2 separate regions of the Homo sapiens genome follow, and region 2 is linked to region 1. Evidence: chromatin contacts called from ENCODE Hi-C or POLR2A ChIA-PET data. All regions are on one chromosome and are shown on one strand. Each heading gives the region's core, a stretch centred on a gene start or an enhancer-like site at or near the end of the contact. The rest is flanking DNA. Distances are from core to core; before and after follow the strand shown. Region 1 overlaps EPS15-AS1 (EPS15 antisense RNA 1). Region 2 overlaps EPS15-AS1 (EPS15 antisense RNA 1).

The links. Hi-C counts contacts between places; a loop is a spot of excess contacts on that map. ChIA-PET counts read pairs that join two places held with the same protein, here RNA polymerase II (POLR2A). Pooled maps may share reads with other maps.
Region 2: a loop to region 1 is called in a map of GM12878, with 3 times the contacts of the local background. The contact joins two enhancer-like sites. A Hi-C loop is called at or near these places in 6 of 168 maps with a recorded cell type or tissue (GM12878, K562, PC-9 and 3 more), 4 of 37 single-sample maps with no recorded cell type and 11 of 50 pooled maps. POLR2A ChIA-PET finds 5 or more read pairs at or near these places in 4 of 52 experiments (MCF 10A, Panc1, T-cell and 1 more).

What each region holds. Positions count from the first base shown.
Region 1 is chr1:51,532,991-51,536,533 of GRCh38, forward strand. All of the region lies in intron 1 of EPS15-AS1 (EPS15 antisense RNA 1), which reads left to right. It also overlaps a transcript of OSBPL9 not described here. Among named protein-coding and RNA genes, the nearest start is that of EPS15, 15 kb to the left of the region's middle. Within about 2 kb of position 2,222, at least 6 of the 41 ENCODE cell types and tissues checked have a DNase peak (open chromatin) inside an H3K27ac peak, as active enhancers do; they include GM12878 and Panc1, where a contact is called at or near this core.
Region 2 is chr1:51,568,672-51,572,138 of GRCh38, forward strand. The region is part of intron 2 of EPS15-AS1 (EPS15 antisense RNA 1); the gene reads left to right. It also overlaps a transcript of OSBPL9 not described here and the pseudogene CALR4P. Among named protein-coding and RNA genes, the nearest start is that of OSBPL9, 47 kb to the right of the region's middle. RefSeq lists enhancers at 587-636, 797-956. Within about 2 kb of position 1,265, at least 16 of the 41 ENCODE cell types and tissues checked have a DNase peak (open chromatin) inside an H3K27ac peak, as active enhancers do; they include GM12878 and Panc1, where a contact is called at or near this core.

The DNA.
Region 1 (3,543 bases), core at 972-3,471:
TAATTAAATGGTAATTGGTAATTAATTGGTAATTGGTAATAATTGGTAATTATTAATTGGTAATTAATAAATGGTAGATATTTATTAATAACTGGAAGCAACCTCTAAAAAAATCATAGTATTAAGACCCAGTTCATGCCCTCTAAGTGCTCACTCTGTGATGGGAAAGACAAGACAGAATGAAATAAATATTAAAGAGAAGTACATGCTGCTGGGTGTAGTGGCTCACGCCTGTAATCCTTGTACTTTGGAAGGCTGAGGTGGGTGGATTGGCTGAGCTCAGGAGTTCGAGACCAGCCTGGGCAACATGGTGAAACCCCATCTCTACTAAAAAAAATACAAAAAATTAGCTGGTCGTGGTGGTGCATGCCTGTAGTCCCAGCTACTCTGGAGGCTGAGGCAGGAGAATCACTTGAATCCAGGAGGCGGAGGTTTCGGTGAGTGGAAATTGCACCACTGCACTCCAGCCTGGGCAACAGAGCAAGACTCTGTCTCAAAAAAAAAAAAAAAAAGAAAGAAAGAGAAAGAAAAGAAAAAAAAAGAGGGAAGTAGATGAAATGGCTGTGGGAGTCAAAAGGAATCTGCGAGTAAACGTAAGGGTCAGATCAAGGAAAGCCTCCAAAGCAGGTGGCATTTGAATCGAGCCTCAAAATGGAGCAAATGCAGCACATGGCCTGAATAAATGTTCACAGTTACACCATTGCAATGAGTGCTCAGAAAACAGAGGTTGGAGTGCAGGGTGGGAGCTATGGCAGGACATGAGACTAGAAAATTATCTGGAACAGGCAAGGGATTTTTGAATGCCAGGCTAATGCCTGGGCATTTTTTTTTCTTTTGTTTTTTCTTTTTTCTTTCTTTTTTTTTTTTTTTTTGCAGAGGAATAGATAATACTGAGGTTAGGGGTTAGAGGTTATTATTCTAAATAATTGATGCTGACTGGGCGCAGTGGCTCACACGTGTAATCCCAGCACTTTGGGAGGCCGAGGCAGGTGGATCATGAGGTCAGGAGTTCGAGACTAGCCTGACCAACATGGTGAAACCCCATCTCTACTAAAAATATAAAAACTAGCGGGGAGTGGTGGCACATGCTGTAGTCCCAGCTACTCAGGAGGCTGAGGCACAAGAATCACTTGAACCCGGGAGGAGGAGTTTGCAGTGAGCTGAGATCGTGCCACTGCACTCCAGCCTGGGCGATAGAGTGAGACTACATCTCAAAAAAAAAAAAATGCTCCCAGCTGTTTATCATGTTATGAAGTCATACTGGTTTTTTTGTTTTGAACAGTCTAGTAATTTTATTCTCCATCATGTCCTTAAGTCATATTAGGGAAGTTTTATGCTTTGGATTTTCTGATTGTCTTTTTAAGATCATCTCCCCTCTATGGCAATGATAATGTTGTTTCTTTCCAAATAATGTTCTGTCACATGCTCATTCACTTTTTTTTCCAAATGGCCTTCAACTTCATCCCCTGATGTTGGTAGGAAAGTCTAAGATCCCTCAGCAGTCTGAAGCTCCTCTCAGAAAGGGGTGAGGAGTGGGTTGGATAGGATCAGAACTATGCTGTCCAGGGCATTCAGACCCGTTGAAGTGGATAAGAATTAAAGGTGAACAGTCAGATCCTCCCAGGGAGAGGAAGCCACAAGAGACACAGCCTCACAACTGTGTTGTCACAGTGTTTTCAGAACTCAGTACCAATACCAGTGATGGGGCCACGCTTTTTGCAAGTGACGTTTATTATGTCATTTGAAAATATCAGAATCTCTCTCTTCACAGGCTAGCCAGATAAGTATTGAAACCATTAATTTCTCTACCATGTCACTGTGTCTTTGGGCAAGCCCCTTCTCTCCTCTGGACCCAGGGTCCTGCCTATAAAACGAAGGGGCTCTATTCATCCTCCTCTAGGATCCCTTTCAATTCTGACAGGCTCTAATTTTTCTGTTATCAGTTATTCTTTATTAAACTTACAGTATGTGCCAGCTTTTTTCAAGATGTGAGACCCTCTCACCCTCTTACTCCTCAACCCCCTGTTATAACTTATCTTGGGCTTTTCTTGTTTAAAACATTTGGAAAAAGTGGTGTGTTCACGGGACCTTTATTTGCCCTAAGACATTTGAGGGTAAATCATGTGAAGGCCTTTGTTTTCTTCCAGCAGCCAAAACAATAAAACCACCAAATTGCGTGCAGCATCATTTTCTACTGCCCTCAAGTGGTGGTGGCCCAAATGTCTTTTCCTGGTTGCAGTTTAAGGAATAAAACATGTTTTCAGAAGAACTCTAGGCATCTAGGAGAGGGTAGGAGAGTCATAGAGTCACAAAGGGCCTGAGGTGGAAAGGCCCTTACAGGATGTCTGATCTAAGCCCCTCGTCTTGAAAGGGAGAGACTGAAGTCCACCTTGGTTCTCTGATCAGTGAACAAACCTAGTTTCTTCTGTCTTTAAAGAGCTATCTTATGACCCTGACTCTATTTTTGGCTCCATTTCTCTGCTCCCATTCACAGTGAAATTTTCTAAAGAGTTATCTCCATACTGTTTCTATTTCTTCATCTATGCTTTATTATTATTATTACTTTTTATTTTTTTTTAAAAACAAAATAATAATCTCACTCTGTCGCCCAGGCTGGAGTGCATTGGGCTGATGTTGGCTCATTTCAGCCTCTGCCTATGGGTTCAAGTGATTCTCCTGCCTCAGCCTCCCAAGTAGCTGGGACTATAGGAGGATGCCACCACACCTGGCTAATTTTTATATTTTTAGTAGAGACAGAGTTTCACCATGTTGGCCAGGCTGGTCTCGAACTCTTGACCTCAAATGTTAACCCCCCACCCCGCCGCCCTTGTCTACCAAAGTGCTGGGATTACAGGCATGAACCACCGTGCCCACCTTTACACTTTATTTTTTAACTTTTTACTTTGAAATAATCTCAAACTTGCAGAAGAGCTGCAGAAATATTACAAAGAATTCCCAGATGCCCCAGAAGTTCTCATGTGTGGGCATATGCCTACATGCATATACATGGATATGTATATTTTTTCCTGAGCCATTTGAATTGCAGTAGTTACCCCTAATACCTTAAATATTTCAATGTGTATTTTCTGAGAAAAGGACATTCTCTTATATACCTACATACCCACTCAGTATGACAATCAAATCCAGAAATTTTAAATTGACATAGTGCTTATATACAGTCCATACTCAAATTTCACTAATTGGCCTGATAATGTCCTATATAGCAGTATTTTCCCCCATCAGGTTCTGATCCAGTGCCTGATCCAGGTAATGCATTATACTTAACTGTCATGACTTTTAAAAAGGTTTTTTTTCTTTTAATTATTATTTTTTAGAAACAGGATCGCGCTCTGTCACCCAGGCTGGAGGGCAGTGGTTCAATTACAGCTCACTTACAACCTTGAATTCCTGGGCTCAAGCGATCCTCCCACCCCTGCTTCCAGACTAGCTAGCTAGTACCGCAGGCACGCACCACTATGCCTGGCTAATTTTTTAAAAAATTATTTTTGTAGAGGTGGGGTCTCGTTATGTTGCCCAGACTGG
Region 2 (3,467 bases), core at 15-2,514, 35 kb after region 1:
TTCTGCTGCCTCAGCCTCCTGAGTACCTGGAATTACAGGCTCCCGCCACCACACCTGGCTAATTTTTCTTTTTCTCGAGACGGAGTCTTGCTCTATCAGCCAGGCTAGAGTGCAGTGGTGCAATCTCGGCTCACTACAACCTCCATCTCCCAGGTTCAAGCAATTATCCTGCCTGGTATTACAGGTGCTAGCCACCATGCCTGGCTAATGTTTGTATTTTCAGTAGAGATGGGGTTTCACCATGTTGGCCAGGATGCTCTCGAACTCCTGACCTCAAGTGATCTACCCGCCTCAGCCCCCCGCCACCCAGAGTGCTGGAATTACAGGGGTGAGCCACTGCACCCAGCCTTAACTTAATTTTCAACCTTACCTCCCATGTTACCACTCTCACTATCCAAAACACACACGTGCTTAAGTAAGATCTGGACTGCCCCAAGGAGGCCTAGTTACATATTTAGGTTACAGATACAACACTCTGGACACATTTCAGATGCTAAAAAAAGGTCACTTCCTTGACCTCCTGTGCCTTTCTCTCACTGAGGCAGAGTACAATGCCTTATTGTAGTGTACCTGTGAGAGGGTCTACGTAGCTGATGACCTCCTTCTCCTCTTCTGAGAACTGGAAAATGTCTCCCTGTGCTATAGATTTCTTAATATGGTACCATGTGCCTCCCCACCTCTGTGGTTTACTTATATTAACATTCAGGTTTAGAGTTGCTTTTTTCAGGTCTTTGAAGAGTCCTGCCACATGGAGGCGGGGTGGAGTTATCATATTAGACATTTTCTGTTCCAAGTGAATCTGAGCGTTTTCAACAACTACAGTGGCTGTCATTAGGACCTAATGGAGCTGACAGTGACTGCTATCAGAGAGCTTACCAAACATGATGTGATACTTGGATCCTGAGTGCATATCCTCCTGGTTCAGGGTGGCAGGAAAGAGTTTTACATATCCGCCACCACAATACTTCCTTTGCTTGTGTTTTACTGAAAACTGAAACACCAAGGTCTCATTCTCATTGCTGAATGCTTCAACCTGGTTGAGAAGGCATAAAACTTGGCATGTTCACTGGTTTGGAGACCTAGAAGCAGAAAGCACAGAGTCTTCAGGCTTAAATACCCAAAAAGCAGCCAGAGAGATCCAGCACTTGACCTCACCAATCTCTGGTATTTTCTTCCATACCTGTGCTGAAAGCTTTGCACACATACTTTTATTCAAGCCTCAGAGCAACCCTGCAAAATGAGTATTATCTCCACTTTACAATCAGGAGGCTGAGTCATAAGGAGGTGAGTCACCTGCCTAGGGCCACATAGCTAGCAAGGAGCCAAGCTGGAATTTTAAGCCACGTTTGTCTGATTCTTTCTGCATACCATGCTACCTCTGATTTTCAAGAGATACTTGAAGACTGTTCTACAACTTTACAAAACAAAGGCCTGTTTTTCCGAGGCTCCCCTGGGTGACCAGAATGAGGTTCTACCATACAAAAATGCTGTGGTAGAAAGAGCCCCTGCACTTTCTGGACATCTTTCTACCATAGCCTCGTAGATCAAATAGTAATCACTGCTAACATTCACTGAACACTTACTCGTTACCAATGTGTTTCATTCACATATATTACTACTGTACTTAATCTTCATAATAACCCCATGAAGTGGGTTCTCCTAATTTCTCTGCTTTATCATGAAGCCATTGAGGCTATTTCACTTGTGCAGGATCACTCAACCAGTTCATTTAATTCTAGAGCCCCCATCTTCAACTATAAGACTTTACTTCCTCCTCCAGAGAGTATCAGGGTAATAATAGATCTCAGAGCCTTTCTAGTCTAACCACATTACTTTATAGATGAGCAGACCAAGCCCCAGGGAGGAAAGGTTACTTACTCAAGATGACAGAGTCACAAATGAAATCATGCCATACAAGCAAAGTCTCCTGGCCTCCAGGCTAGTGGTCTTTCTATTATTCCATGCTGCTGCCCAGCTTACTGGTTAGGGCTCTGTTAACTCTCTGAGTCTCAGTTTCATATCAGCAAAACGTGGAGAATTATTCCTATCTCATAGGATTCCTGGTGAAGGTCAAGTGAGTAAGAGATCTGAGAAGTACTTTGTAAACTGTCAACATAAAATGTAAGGGGCTATCATTATTCGTACTTGGTGAGGTTCCTTTTTTTTTTGGAGACGGAGTCTTGCTCTGTCGCCAGGCTGGAGTGCAGTGGCATAATCTCGGCTCACTGCAACCTCCGCCTCCCAGGTTCAAATGATTCTCCTGCCTCAGCCTCCCAAGTGGCTGGGATTATAGGTTCCCGCCACCACGCCCGGCTAATTTTGTATTTTTAGTAGAGATGGGGTTTCAGCATGTTGGCCAGGCTGGTCTCGAACTCCTGACAGGCGTGAGTCACCACACCCGGCTGGGTCCTTCCTTATGATCCCACAGCTCTCTGTACTTTCCTGGGTCACACTATGTTGAAACTAGGTTTATTTCAGTCTCTTTGAATAATTTTTAGCTTCTGAAGAACAGGTGCATCTTTATATTCCCTGAATCTGGAACAGGACCTGACATAGAAGAAAGACTCAATAAGTATGTGTTAAATTACACAGAAGAATCACAGGTCCTGATTCAGACATCTCAAGAGCACTTATTGTACACCAGGCTCTGTGGTAAACACTTTCATGTCTGACATTATGTTAGGAGTTGTCTACATTTTAAATAATATGCTTGGCCTGGCATGGTGGTTCATGCCTCTAATCCCAGTACTTTAGTATGTCAGGGCAGGAGGACTGCTTGAGGCCAGGAGTTTAAGACCAGCATGGGCAACATAATGAGACCTTGTCTTTGCAAAAAAAATTAAAAATTAGTTGGGGATGGTGGTACATGCCTGTAGTCCCAGCTACTCCAGAGGCTGAGGTGGGAGAAGCATTTGGGCCCAGGAGTTTGAGGCTGCAGTGAGCTACGATCACACCATTGCACTCCAGCCTGGGTGACAGAGCAAGACCCTGTCTTAATCAAAACAAAACAAAATTGAACAAAGTATGCTTACTTCCCCAAAGACCCCAAGAACAGCTAGAGTAACCAGGGAAGACTTCACGGAGGAGGGCGTGTGCACAAGGCAAAGAGCACCGAACCTGCAGGCAAGACCAAGTTTTGAGTCTCTATTCTGCCAAACCCTACTTCGTAGCTCAATTCCACCTGCCTTCTCTCTGAGCCTCTTTTGTAACCCAGGACTCTTCTAAAGAACTAGGAGGAATCCAATGAACCTGAGTGGGATACAATGTGAGGGACAACAACCAAGAAACCACACTGAGAGGAGATGAGTGGCTGAGCAGACTACCCTCACTGGCATCACCAAGGCACAGCTTCCCGTGGGTCACACCGTCTCCAATTTCTCTCTACTCTGGAAATGGTTTTCCCTTTAATACCGTTTAATACTCTGGGAACAGTTTTCCAGAGTGGATTTAAAATTTAAGATTCTCAA